Regions from separate parts of the Homo sapiens genome. Here region 1 is linked to region 2. A link is a contact called in ENCODE Hi-C or POLR2A ChIA-PET data. All regions are on one chromosome and are shown on one strand. The core of a region is the stretch at or near the end of the contact, and the rest is flanking DNA. Distances in the headings are between cores, read along the strand shown. Region 1 overlaps EIF3L (eukaryotic translation initiation factor 3 subunit L). Region 2 overlaps TRIOBP (TRIO and F-actin binding protein).

Region 1 (5,798 bases), core at 1,193-3,692, 86 kb after region 2:
TTCTCACAGTTACTCACCCCTCTTCTCCTTGAGGACCGCTTGATATGGCTAGAACTCCTGCCTTGGCCACAGGAGCCACTGTCAGTAGTGGTAGGTGGAAAAGTTCTTGCTGCCAGAGTAAGGGGCCATGTTTTTCCGGCATCCCAGCGGGATCTCTGACTACTTTATCTGATAGAAAGTAAAGATTCCTGGCCAGGCGCTGTGGCTTACGCCTGTAATCCCAGAACTTTGAGAGGCTAAGGCGGGTGGATCACGAGGTCAGGAGTTCGAGACCAGCCTGACCAATATGGTGAAACCCCGTCTCTACTAAAAATACAAAAATTAGCCAGGCGTGGTGGCGTGTGCCTGTAATCCCAGCTACTCGGGAGGCTGAGACGGAAGAATCACTTGACCCCAGGAGGCAGAGGTTGCAGTGAGCTGAGATTGCACCGCTGCACTCCAGCCTAGGCACCAGAGCGAGACTCCGTCTCAAAAAAAAAAAAAAGTAAAGATTCCCTACTACCATTGATGCTAAAGTTCAGGTACTTTGTGGATATGCTAAGAATCTAGCCATTATGTGTACACTGCTTTTTTGGGAACACCATGACACCATAGCCCATAGTATAGCTGGTTTTACCACCTCTAATCTCTCTGTTTGGTCTGTAGATGAAGATTCAGCAGAAGCTTATTGATGCTGTTATCTTTTTATTAGCTACCAGGACTCCTACATAAATGACCAGTTTTAAGCCCTTGGGAAGCAGTTTTTCATTGAATGTGCTTAGATTGTGCTTAATGTATTAAGCACCTTACATAACTTTTATTAAACAGAGACGGGGTCTTGCCATGTTGCCCAGCCTGTTCTCAAACTCCTGGCCTCAGGTGATCAGCCCACTTCAGCCTCCCAGAGTGTTGAGATTACAGGCGTGAGCCACTGCGCCCAGCTATATAATCTTACTTCATTGTGACTAGTCAACAATCTTTTGCCCACATTTTACAGAGATTAAATACCTTGTGAGAACCCCACAGTTAATAAGAGGTGGGACTGACTCCAAAGTTGTGTTTCTTCTCCATCACAAATACATTGCTCATGGTATGGTTCCCCAGCTCAGAAACTATCAGTGGTTCTCAGATGCAAGCAACATAAAGACCAGACCAGGGGTCAGCCACCTTCTCTGTGGAGGGTCAGATAATAAGTATTTTAGTCTCGAGGGCCATGATGGTTTCTGTCAGATCTGTTCAGCTATGTCTTTGTGGCAGTTATCAACAATATGTAATGAGTGGGCATGGCTGTGTTCCAGTAAAACTTCTTTATTTACAAAACAGGTGGCGGAATAGATTTGCAGGCCCCCTGACCTAGATGCTTGTTTGGCGTTGGAAGACTGCAACATTCCTGGCCCGTAGTCTAGTGATGCCCGGTGCAGCATTATCTTCTCTTAACTCCCTAGCCTTCAAGTGCCACGATTTAACTTCTTCGCCTTTGCTAGTGTGGTTTTTTTCTGAAACACTTTTCCTTCTCTCTGCTTTGCCAGATCATCATCCCTGCTCTGAGGGTCATTTAAGGTCTGTTGCTGTAGAACCTAACCACGTGTTGCAGTATTCAGTGCGTCAGCTGCTATAGGACTTTCTATCTTCCCTCTCACTTGCATATTTACATAGTAAGAAAGAGAGGACAGATACCAATTCTCTTGTATTTGTTCACAGCTGTCACAGTATACCATGGGTAAAACACATTAAAATTAAATATCTGTATCTTGATATCTCTTGTTTTCTTTACAGGGGGGACCTTCCTTGGAGCAGAGGTTTGAATCCTATTACAACTACTGCAATCTCTTCAACTACATTCTTAGTGAGTCTGAGATTTGGCCAAGAGGGTGTGTGTGGTTATGATGAGGTTCAGCATTGGCCTCCAGCTTTTTTTTTTTTTTTTTTAAATTAGCAGGATCTTAATGTGTAGGTGGGAAGAGGGGAGGTCTTGTGATTCATGGTCCTTTTAAGAGAGAAATTACAAAGCATTCTGCAGCCTACAGAATGGGCAGAGTCATTGCTTTGAATCTGACTTTTCTGTGATCTCCTGCACAGATGCCGATGGTCCTGCTCCCCTTGAACTACCCAACCAGTGGCTCTGGGATATTATCGATGAGTTCATCTACCAGGTATCTGGTCAGCTTCAGCCTAATTTGAAATAACTGGTCCATGCCAGGAATAGCTGTTACTATTGTTTGTGTAAAAAAGCTGCAGGGTGTAAAAATATCCCCATTGTAGTGTAAAATACCCCATGGCAGTAGACTCCAGTTTCAGCTGGCTTTCGGAAGAGGCAGGGAAGCCTAAGCACTCCAGATAGGAAGCTGGAAGTCGGATAAGTTCAGCTCCTGACCTTCATCAAGCTCTTACTAGACCTTGTTAGGTGGTCTGGTGGTAAGAACACAGGCTTCACAGGCTTTGGAGCGAGGTGGAAGTGGATTCTAACTTGGGTGCTGCCACCTGCTGGTAGCTCTGTAACAGTGATGTGCTATTTAAACTCAGAGCCTCACTTTCTTTACCCACACAATGGAAATGTTCTATTATCTTTTTTTTTTTAAGAGTCAGGGTCAGGCCGGGCGCGGTGACTCACGCCTGTAATCCTAGCACTTTGGGAGGCAGAGGCGGGCAGATCACGAGGTCAGGAGATCAAGACCATCCTGGCTAACACGGTGAAACCCCGTCTCTACTGAAAGTACAAAAAATTAGCCGGGCGTGGTGGCAGGCGCCTGTAGTCCCAGCTACTCAGTAGGCTGAGGCAGGAGAATGGCGTGAACCTAGGAGGCGGAGCTTGCAGTGAGCCAAGATCGTGCCACTGCACTCCAGCCTGGTAACAGTGCAAGACTCCATCTCAAAAAAAAAAAAGAAAGAGTCAGGGTCTCACTCTGTTGCTCAGGCTAGAGTGCAGTGATAATAGCTTACTGCAGCCTAGAACTCCTGGGTTCAAGTGATTTTCCCACCTCAGCCACCTGAGTAGCTGCCACTACAAGGCCCACACCAACTTACGTGGATATTTATATTACTGTAGAGACGAGGGTCTTGCTGTGTTGCCCATGCTGGTGTTGAACTCCTGGCCTCAAGTGAGCCTCTTGACTTGGCCTCCCAAAGTGAGCCACCATGCCTAGCCATCTATATCTTGATTGTGGTGGTGGTTACTTAAGTGTATGCTCGATCAGAATACAATAGAACATTTTCATCACAACAAGAATATCACCTACCTCAGGAGTTGCTGTTCAAGGTCGAATGAGAACTGTGCCAAATGCAAATAAAGTACAGCAGCTGTGTAGCCTGGGGGTAAAAGTCCAGGTTTTGCTGTTGCTGTTTACTGGCTTTTTTTTTTTTTTTGGAGATGGAGTCTGACTCTGTTACCCAGGCTGGAGTGCAGTGGCATTATCCCGGCTCACTGCAACCTCTGCCTCCCGGGTTCAAGCGATTCTCTTGTCTCAGCCTCCCCAGTAGCTGGGATTACAGGTGCCCACCACCACGCCCAGCTAATTTTTGTATTTTTAGTAGAGACGGGGTTTCTCCATGTTGACCAGGCTGGTCTCGAACTCCCAACTTCAGGTGATCCGCCCTCCTTGGCCTCCCAAAGTGCTGGGATTACAGGTGTGAGCCACCGCGCCTGGCCTACTGGCCCATTTTAAAATGGTAACATGTTCTGTTGTGGGCACATTACTTAACCACACTGTGCATTGGTTTCCCCATCTCTAAAACGGATTGCTGCGAATGTTGCTGAGATACTACGTATAGAGTGTTTAGCATAGTGCCTGTCACAGAATAATTAATACACGTTGCCTGTTGATTGTGATGATGTTCAATGTCATCATTATTCTTTTCCATCTTATTTAGCCCAGTCCTTCTATTTAAAAATACAGATTGCTCACAACTGTAATCCCAGCATTTTTGGGGTCCAAGGCAGTAGGATCGCTTCAGTCCAGGAGTTCGAGAAATAGAGACTACAAAACATAAAATAGGCTGGGCGTGGTGGCTCACGCCTGTAATCCCAACACTTTGGGAGGCCTAGGTGGGCAGATCACGAGGTCTGGAGATGGAGACCATCCTGGCCACAATGGTGAAACCCCATCTCTACTAAAAAAAAAACAGCTGGGCGTGGTGGTGTGCGCTTGTAATCCTAGCTACTCGGGAGGCTGAGGCAGGGGAATCGCTCGAACCCGAGAGGCAGAGCTTGCAGTGAGCCAAAATCGTGCCACTGCACTCCAGCCTGGCGACAGAGTGAGACTCTGTCTCAAAAAAAAAACCAAAAAAAATAAAATATATAATTTGACAAAATATAATTCTTTTCCCCCTTTTTGTGCTGTCTATAGCTCTAACTGATTATTTCAGGATAAATTGGTATCTTAATAAAGATGTTATTAGAACTCCGTGAACCAGGGAGACGTTGTGTATACAAAGTGCTGAACCGTTACGAGTGGTGAGCTGAGAAACCTTCATAGTGCTCCTTGAGAAGGAGGCTTCCTGCTCAAGATTAGGCTTCAGTGCCTTTCATAGCAAAGGCCACAAACCGTACTGGCCTTGTTTGCCCTCTGGCTCCTTGGCTTGTGTCATCCTTTTATTTGGAATATTTATAGATGAATAGCAGTCTTTTTGACTTAGAGCAAGTGAAGAAGGATCATCCGTGCTGATTTTCTTTATCCCTCTTAAGATAATCATAATTCCCTGGGCTTAGCCAGTGTTGTTGTTAAGGGGCTTACGGTGCTTTCTAACAAAGACTGTCCAGTGAGGGTCAGTAAGTGGCTGGTGTATTTCGTCCTGGCCAGGTAGATGCCACATGGGGTAGGTGGCTCTTCCTCGCCACCCTGTTTTATTTATTTGTTTTTGTTTTTTCAAACTACAGATATAGTGAAAGTGCCTGCCTTGCTTGCTTTTGCAGAGGTATCAATTACTGTCTGGAAGGAAAGGCACCTTGTTGATGTTTCTCAGGCACTTACATAAACATGACTGTATAAAGAGAGATCACTTCAAAAATGGTTACGTACTCTATTGTGCCATTTACTGTGACTTGTTAACACACTTAAACCATATTTTCATAGACCTGACTTGCTCTTTTGCTGCAGTGTGCGTGATATGGATATACCATGCCTCTGATGATGAACCTTTGGGTTGTCAGTTTCCACAATTACAGGCAGTGAATCAGTGAATATCCATATATATGTTGTACACAGGCATATTTTTAGGGATCACTACCTAGAAGTAGAATTGTGGATTGAACGATACTTGCTTTTTAAGTTTTTTTAAATCAGCTTACTGAGGTATAGTTTATTTTTTTAAGTAGAGATGAGCCACCAGCTCGCGCCTGTTAATCCCAGCTCTTTGGGAAGCCAAGGCGGGTGGATCACGAGGTCAGGAGTTCGAGACCAGCCTGACCAACATGGTGAAACCCCGTCTCTACTAAAAATACAAAAAAATCAGCCGGGCGTGGTGGCAGGTACCTGTAATCCCAGCTATTTAGGAGGCTGAGGCAGGAGAATCGCTTGAACCTGGGAGGTGGAGGTTGCAGTGAGCTGAGATTGCGCCACTGCACTCCAGCCTGGGTGACAAAGCAAGACTCTGTCTCAAAAAAAACAAAAAACAAAAAACAGGTGTGAACCACCATGCCCAGCCATGAGGTGTAGTTTAATATACAATAAAATGTACCAGAATCAGTGTACAGTGGATGAGATTCAACAAATGTGTACAGTGCCACAATCAAGATAAAAGAACGTTTCAATCACTTTGAATTATAATAAATAGTAATATATTGTCCCACCAATGGGCTGTATCAAATTGTGTTACTACCAGCG
Region 2 (5,913 bases), core at 1,106-3,605:
GCTAAGACTAGCCCTGACCATGACCTTGGGCAAGTCACACCCCTCACTGAGCCTCAGTTTGCTTCTCCATCAAATGGGTGTTTTTCTTTCAGTCCCAGTCCTCTCCTGAGGCTTTTCCCAGAGGTCATGCCCAGCCCTGGGCAGGGGTGAGGGCAGGGTTGTGGCTGCCAGGCACAGGTCCAGCGGGCTGGGAGTCCTCACCATGGCTGGCTGTGCTGATTATGGTTGCATGGGGCTGGGAAGAGGTCCCATTTCTGAGCCACAGAAACAGGCCACATCCAGTAGGGGTCCTGGAAGGCTGTGAGAACCCAGAGGAGACCCTGACCCAGCCTGCAGGTAGAAGACTGCCTTTGGAGGCAGCTTTGAAAGATGACTCTTCCAGATGGAAGAATCAGGAAGGGCCTTCCCACGTGGAGGCACCAGCAGGAGCAAACGTCCCTGGTGTGTTCAGGCAAAGAGCCACAGGAGAGTGACCTCGTGGAGTGGGAAGAGATTGTTTCCCATTCCCTTGCCAGGGATTGGTTGAGGAATGGACAAGGCTTGCAGTTCACGCAAGCCAGTGAAATGCGAGGGGAAGTCTTGGGAGTGGGGTGGAGGAGGTCATCTGGGAAGGGTGTCCTTGGTCTTAAAAAGAGGCACAAGAGGCCGGGCGCGGTGGCTCTTGCCTATTATCCTAGCACTTTGGGAGGCCAAGGCAGGGGGATCACTTGAGGTCAGGAGTTCGAGACCAGCCTGGCCAACATGGTGAAACCCCGTCTCTACTAAAAATACAAAAAATTAGCCAGACGTGGTGCCAAGCACCTGTAATCCCAGCTACTCAGGAGGCTGAGGCAGGAGAATCACTTGAACCCAGGAGGCAGAAGTTGCAGTGAGCCAAGATCGCGCCACTGCACTCCAGCCTGTGTGACAAGGGCGAAACTCCATCTCAAAAAAAAAGGGGGAGGGTGGCGCAAGGAGAGGACACCTCTCTCCTGGCCCTGTCGCCATCTTCCCTCATCAATAGCTAAAAATGGCAAAGAAGAAAGAGCCAGGACCCCGTGCCATCAAATCCTCCGGCCTTGTGCTGCCCTGTCTCGGCACTGCTTGCCTTAGGAGATCAGGAGTGTTCCTAGCCACTGGGAGATGGGATGCCTGCCACTGGCAGCTCTGCCGTCCATCCTCACCATCCCACCGTCCCCCCAAGACAGCTCTCCATCCCATCCTCTGCCTCCCTTCTAGCCTCAACCTAACTCAGGGCTCCCCCGTCTCACACCTGGGTTGCAGGAACATCCTCTTCACCAACCCCCCTCCCATCCCTCCTCAGGGCTGCCTAGGGCAGCTACAAAAACCAGGCCAGCCTCTGAAAGGTGCTCCACATCTCATTAAAAACCGTGAAATCGCACTGCCCCACTATCAGAATAGCTCAGAGGAGAAGGTCTGCCAGTACCAAGTGCTGGTGGGGATACGGAGAAGAGCAGCTCCCAGGCGCTGCTGGTGCAAATGTGCTTTGTTGCACCCACGGCAGGAAACTGACCAGCTTCTCATCAAGTTAAATACGCATCTACCCTATGGCCTAGCATTTCCACTCTTGCTTACACATCCAGGAGAAATGAGTCCTTACATGCACAAAAGGATGAGTACCGTAATACTCACATCAGCAAATAAACAATACAGCTGTGTGTCAGTAGTAGAATGAATAAATTGTGGTCGATTCATACGTTAGAATACAGCAATTTAAAAACAACTGCTACACACAAAAATGTTGGTGAATCTTTCAGACACAATGTTGAGCAAAAATAGCCACAGAAGAGTGTAAGGCTGTACGATTTTATTTAGGTGAGGTTCAAGAACAGACAAAACACGGTGATAGTGGTCAGAAGAGCGGGTACCTCTGAGCTGAGGGCATTGACCAGCAGTGGGCAAAAGGGAACATTCTGATCCCAGAAATGTTCTATATCATGGTCTGGGTTGTGGTCACGTGGGTACATACAGATGTAAAAATTCACCATGCCGGCCAGGCATAATCCCAGCACTTTGGGAGGCCAAGGTAGGTGGATGACCTGAACTCAGGAGTTCCGAGACCAGCCTGGCCAACATGGCGAAACCCCGTCTCTACTAAAAATACAAATAATTAGCCGGGCTTGCTGGCGCATGCCTGTAATCCCAGCTACTCGGGAGGCTGAGGCAGGAAAATTGCTTGAACCCGGGAGGCGGAGGTTGTAGTGAGCCCAGATCGCGCCATTGCACTCCAGCCTGGATGACACAGCGAGACTTTGTTTAAAAAAAAAAAAAAATGCCACGCCTTGCACTTACGATTTGTTCATTTTTACTATGTGTGAATCACGTCTCAATGGTGCAGGGGGTGGGAAGAAGCCTGCTTTACAAAAGAATAAGCCAGGGTTCCAGCAGGCTCCCAGATGAGCCACCTGGGAAATGGCCCTGTCACCGCGGCCGCAGGGAATTTGACCAAAACCACGTGGTTTGGCTGCAAGTTCTGGTCAACTGCTTCAGGCAGCCAGGCATGTGCTCTGTAAAGAAAACAAACTGGTTTCAGATGAACCTGCCAGGTCAAACCCTACCTGCTGCCTCCAGCTGGCTAGGTGAGCCTTACTGAGTCACATCTCTCTCTGGGCTTTACTTCCTCTTCTGATAAATGGGAACAATAACGTCTACCCCAGAGGACTGTGTAGGTGTTAAATTACCAACTGTTTCAGTTATCTATTGCTGTGTCGCCAACAACCACATATGTAATGGCCTAGAATACCACTTTTTAAATATTCATGGTCCTGTGGGTTGACCTGGCTCAACCTCTTTGTGTCTTTTTTTGAGATAAAGTCCCGCTCTGCCGCCCAGGCTGGAGTGCAGTGGTGTGATCTCGGCTCACTGCAACCTCTGCCTCCTGGCTTCAAGTGATTTCCTGCCTCAGCCTCCCAAGTAGCTGGGATTACAGGTGCCCGCCACCACGCCCAGCTAATTATTTATGTTTTTAGTAGAAATGGGGTTTCACCACATTAGCCAGGCTGGTCTCAAACTCCTGACCTCAAGTAATCCACCCACCTTGGCCTCCCAAAGTGCTGGGATTACAGGCGTGAGCCACCGTGCCCGGCCTGGACATCTTTCTCCACATGGCCACTTCACGGGGCTAGCTTGGGCTCCTTACAGCATAGTGGACTTGGGACAATCTGACTTCCTACATTGTGGTTGACTTCCCCCTAGAAGAGGAGTTCTGGCCAGGTACAGTGGCTCACGACTGTATATCCAGCACTTCAGGAGCCCGAGGCAGGAGGATCACTTGAGGCCAAGAGTTAGTTCGAGACTAGCCTGGGCAACACAGCAAAACCTCGTATCTACAAGAAATTAAAAAAACAAAAAAACAATAGCCAAGCAGCCCGGGTGAGGTGGCTCACACCTGTAATCCCAGCACTTTGGGAGGCCGAGGCAGGCAGATCACCTGAGGTCAGGAGTTCGAGACCAACCTGATCAACATGGAGAAACCCCATCTCTACTAAAAATACAAAATTAACCAGGCATGGTGGCATGCACCTGTAATCCCAGCTACTCAGGAGGCTGAGGCAGGGAAATCACTTGAACCTGGGAGGCGGAGGTTGCAGTGAGCTGAGATTGCGCCACTGCACTCCAGCCTAGGGAACAGAGTGAGACTCCTTCTCAAAACAAAAGCCAGGCATGGTGATGCATGTGCCTGGAGTCCCAGCTACTTGGGAGGCTGAGGCAGGATGATTGCTTGAGCCCACGAGTTGGAGGTTGCAGTGAACTGTGATTGCTGCCACCGCACTCCAGCCTGGGCAACAGAGTGAGACCCATCTCTAAAAAAATAAAAACAATAAAAAGTAAAGGGAGCCTCAACAGCCCCAAGTGGAACCTACGAGCTTCTTATGAATTTGGCTTGGAGGTGCTGCAGCATCCCTTCCATCACTTTAGTCAAAAATGAGTCGCACAGCCAGCCCAGGTCCAATGGGAGAGGCGGCAGCAGGGCCTGAGCGCCGGAGGTGTGGTTCACTGGCAGCCATCTTTTTCCTCTGTTTCTGCTTCAGCTACACCCCAGCTCCTCTTTAGTCCCCTATGTGGAATTCTCATTTTCTTCCCAGCCCTCTGATGTGCTTCCCTGGAGTCTGTCCTCAGCAATCCTCTGTTCTCTCGTGAAGACTTATTTATTTACTTACTTAGAGACGGAGTCTCACTCTGTCTCCCAGTCTGGAATGCAATGGCACAATCGGCTCACTGCAACATCCACCACCCAGGTTCAAGGGATTCTCCTGCCTCAGCCTCCTGGGTAGCTGGGACTACAGGCAGCCGTCACCACACCTGGCTAATTGTTGTATTTTTAGTAGAGACAGGGTTTTACCATGTTGGCCAGGCTGGTCTCGAACTCCTGACCTCAAGTGATCCCCCTGCCTCGGCCTCCCAAAGTGCTGGGGTTACAGGCGTGAGCCACCATGCCCGGCCTCTTGTGAAAACTTGATCTCTCATCCTTGGCTTTTGTTACTGTCTGTGCTAACCATCCACATCTGTCTCCAGCCCAGACCTTTTCCATGAACTCCTAAGACCTGGTCAGCCTCAGTCTTAAGGCTGCCATCAAGGCCCTGTCCTCCCTGCAGCCCGTTCCTGTTCAGTGTATTCTGCCTCGTGAGTCAGCCTCTGGAGTAGGCCCCGGGGATGCAACATGGAACCAAGCATTCTCCCTTCAGGAGGGAGGTGAAATTGGAATCAGGTGATTAATTACAAGAAGCCACAGCACAGAGGGTGTAGCAGGCCCAGCCTGGAAGGTCAGGGGAGGCTTCTTGGAAGAGGAGATGCTGGAACCGAGCAGGATAGAGCTAGGCTGAGAGGGGGAGAGAGTGCCAGGTCCAGTGAGCGTCAGAAGCTCAGCAGAGTTCAAAGGCTCTGAAATGGCTGCAGCTTGTGTGTAGAGGGATTCGAGATGAGCCTGCGGGGACAGGCTGGAGCTGGAATCTGATTTTGCAAGGACAGTGGGGGTCATGTGTCCAAGCTCTAGCTTTGTGCTTAACCCAGTGGGAGGCTATTGGGGAATTTTATGTGAGCAGTGCCTTGGCTCAGAACAGCGATCTTGGTCATCCTCAGCACATGGGGGCTATGGAAGGCCCTAAGTTGACCTAGGGTTTGGTGCAGTGGGAGAGAAGAACAGAGGATGAAACCCCGAGGAAGGGCAGAAGCCCGTAAAGCAACTGAGAGGTTCCCAGCAGCCCAAGCGAGCGAATGTTTCAGAGTGATGGAGCGGGAAGCGCCCAGGCTCTGGTGTCAGATGGCCCTCCGTCCGTCCCCCTGCTCTCAGCTCTGCAACCCGGGCAAGTTACATGACCTCTCTGTGCCTCCGTTTCCTCATCTGTAAAGCAGGGATAGTAGTACCTCCCTCCCAGAAGTATTATGAAGATGAGAAATGCGCTCATGTGTATGAAGTGCTGAGAGGGTGCCTGGGACTGAGTTAACAAGGTACATGTGAGCTGTTAAGACTATTGTGATGTGCTGCTGTTTGGGTGTTGTGAGGATTGGATGAAAAGGTGCATGTTGCCAGACGCGGTGGTTCACGCCTGTAATCCCAGCACTTTGGGAGGAAGATGCAGGTGGACCACCTGAGGCCAGGAGTTCGAGACCAGCCTGGCCAACGTGGTGAAACCCCGTCTCTACTAAAAACACAAAACCTAGCCAGGTGTGGTGGCGCACGCCCGTGATCCCAGCAACTCAGGAGGCTGAGGCAGGAGAATCCCTTGAACCCAGGAGGGGGAGGTTGCAGTGAGCTGAGATCGTGCCACTGCACTCTAGTCTGGGCAGCACAGCGAGACTCTGTCTAAAAAAAAAAAAAAGCGGGGGGTGGCATGTCAAAAATGTGGCCCAGGGCCGGGATTAGGGAGGATTTAGAGCTGCTTGCTTTATTTATTTATTTATTTATTTATTTAT

What was found. Hi-C counts contacts between places; a loop is a spot of excess contacts on that map. ChIA-PET counts read pairs that join two places held with the same protein, here RNA polymerase II (POLR2A). Pooled maps may share reads with other maps.
Region 1: a pooled map shows a loop between it and region 2 (2.8-fold over the local background). The contact joins two enhancer-like sites. A Hi-C loop is called at or near these places in 2 of 50 pooled maps. POLR2A ChIA-PET finds 5 or more read pairs at or near these places in 4 of 52 experiments (HEK293, OCI-LY7, PC-9 and 1 more).

Annotation. Positions count from the first base shown.
Region 1 is chr22:37,861,214-37,867,011 of GRCh38, forward strand. EIF3L (eukaryotic translation initiation factor 3 subunit L) reads left to right here. Exons shown (of 13, transcript NM_016091.4): 6 at 1,756-1,825; 7 at 2,059-2,132. Among named protein-coding and RNA genes, the nearest start is that of EIF3L, 15 kb to the left of the region's middle. RefSeq lists an enhancer at 1,337-1,836. Within about 2 kb of position 2,443, at least 6 of the 41 ENCODE cell types and tissues checked have a DNase peak (open chromatin) inside an H3K27ac peak, as active enhancers do.
Region 2 is chr22:37,774,861-37,780,773 of GRCh38, forward strand. TRIOBP (TRIO and F-actin binding protein) reads left to right here. Exons shown (of 24, transcript NM_001039141.3): 24 at 1-1,696. Among named protein-coding and RNA genes, the nearest start is that of H1-0, 27 kb to the right of the region's middle. Within about 2 kb of position 2,356, at least 18 of the 41 ENCODE cell types and tissues checked have a DNase peak (open chromatin) inside an H3K27ac peak, as active enhancers do.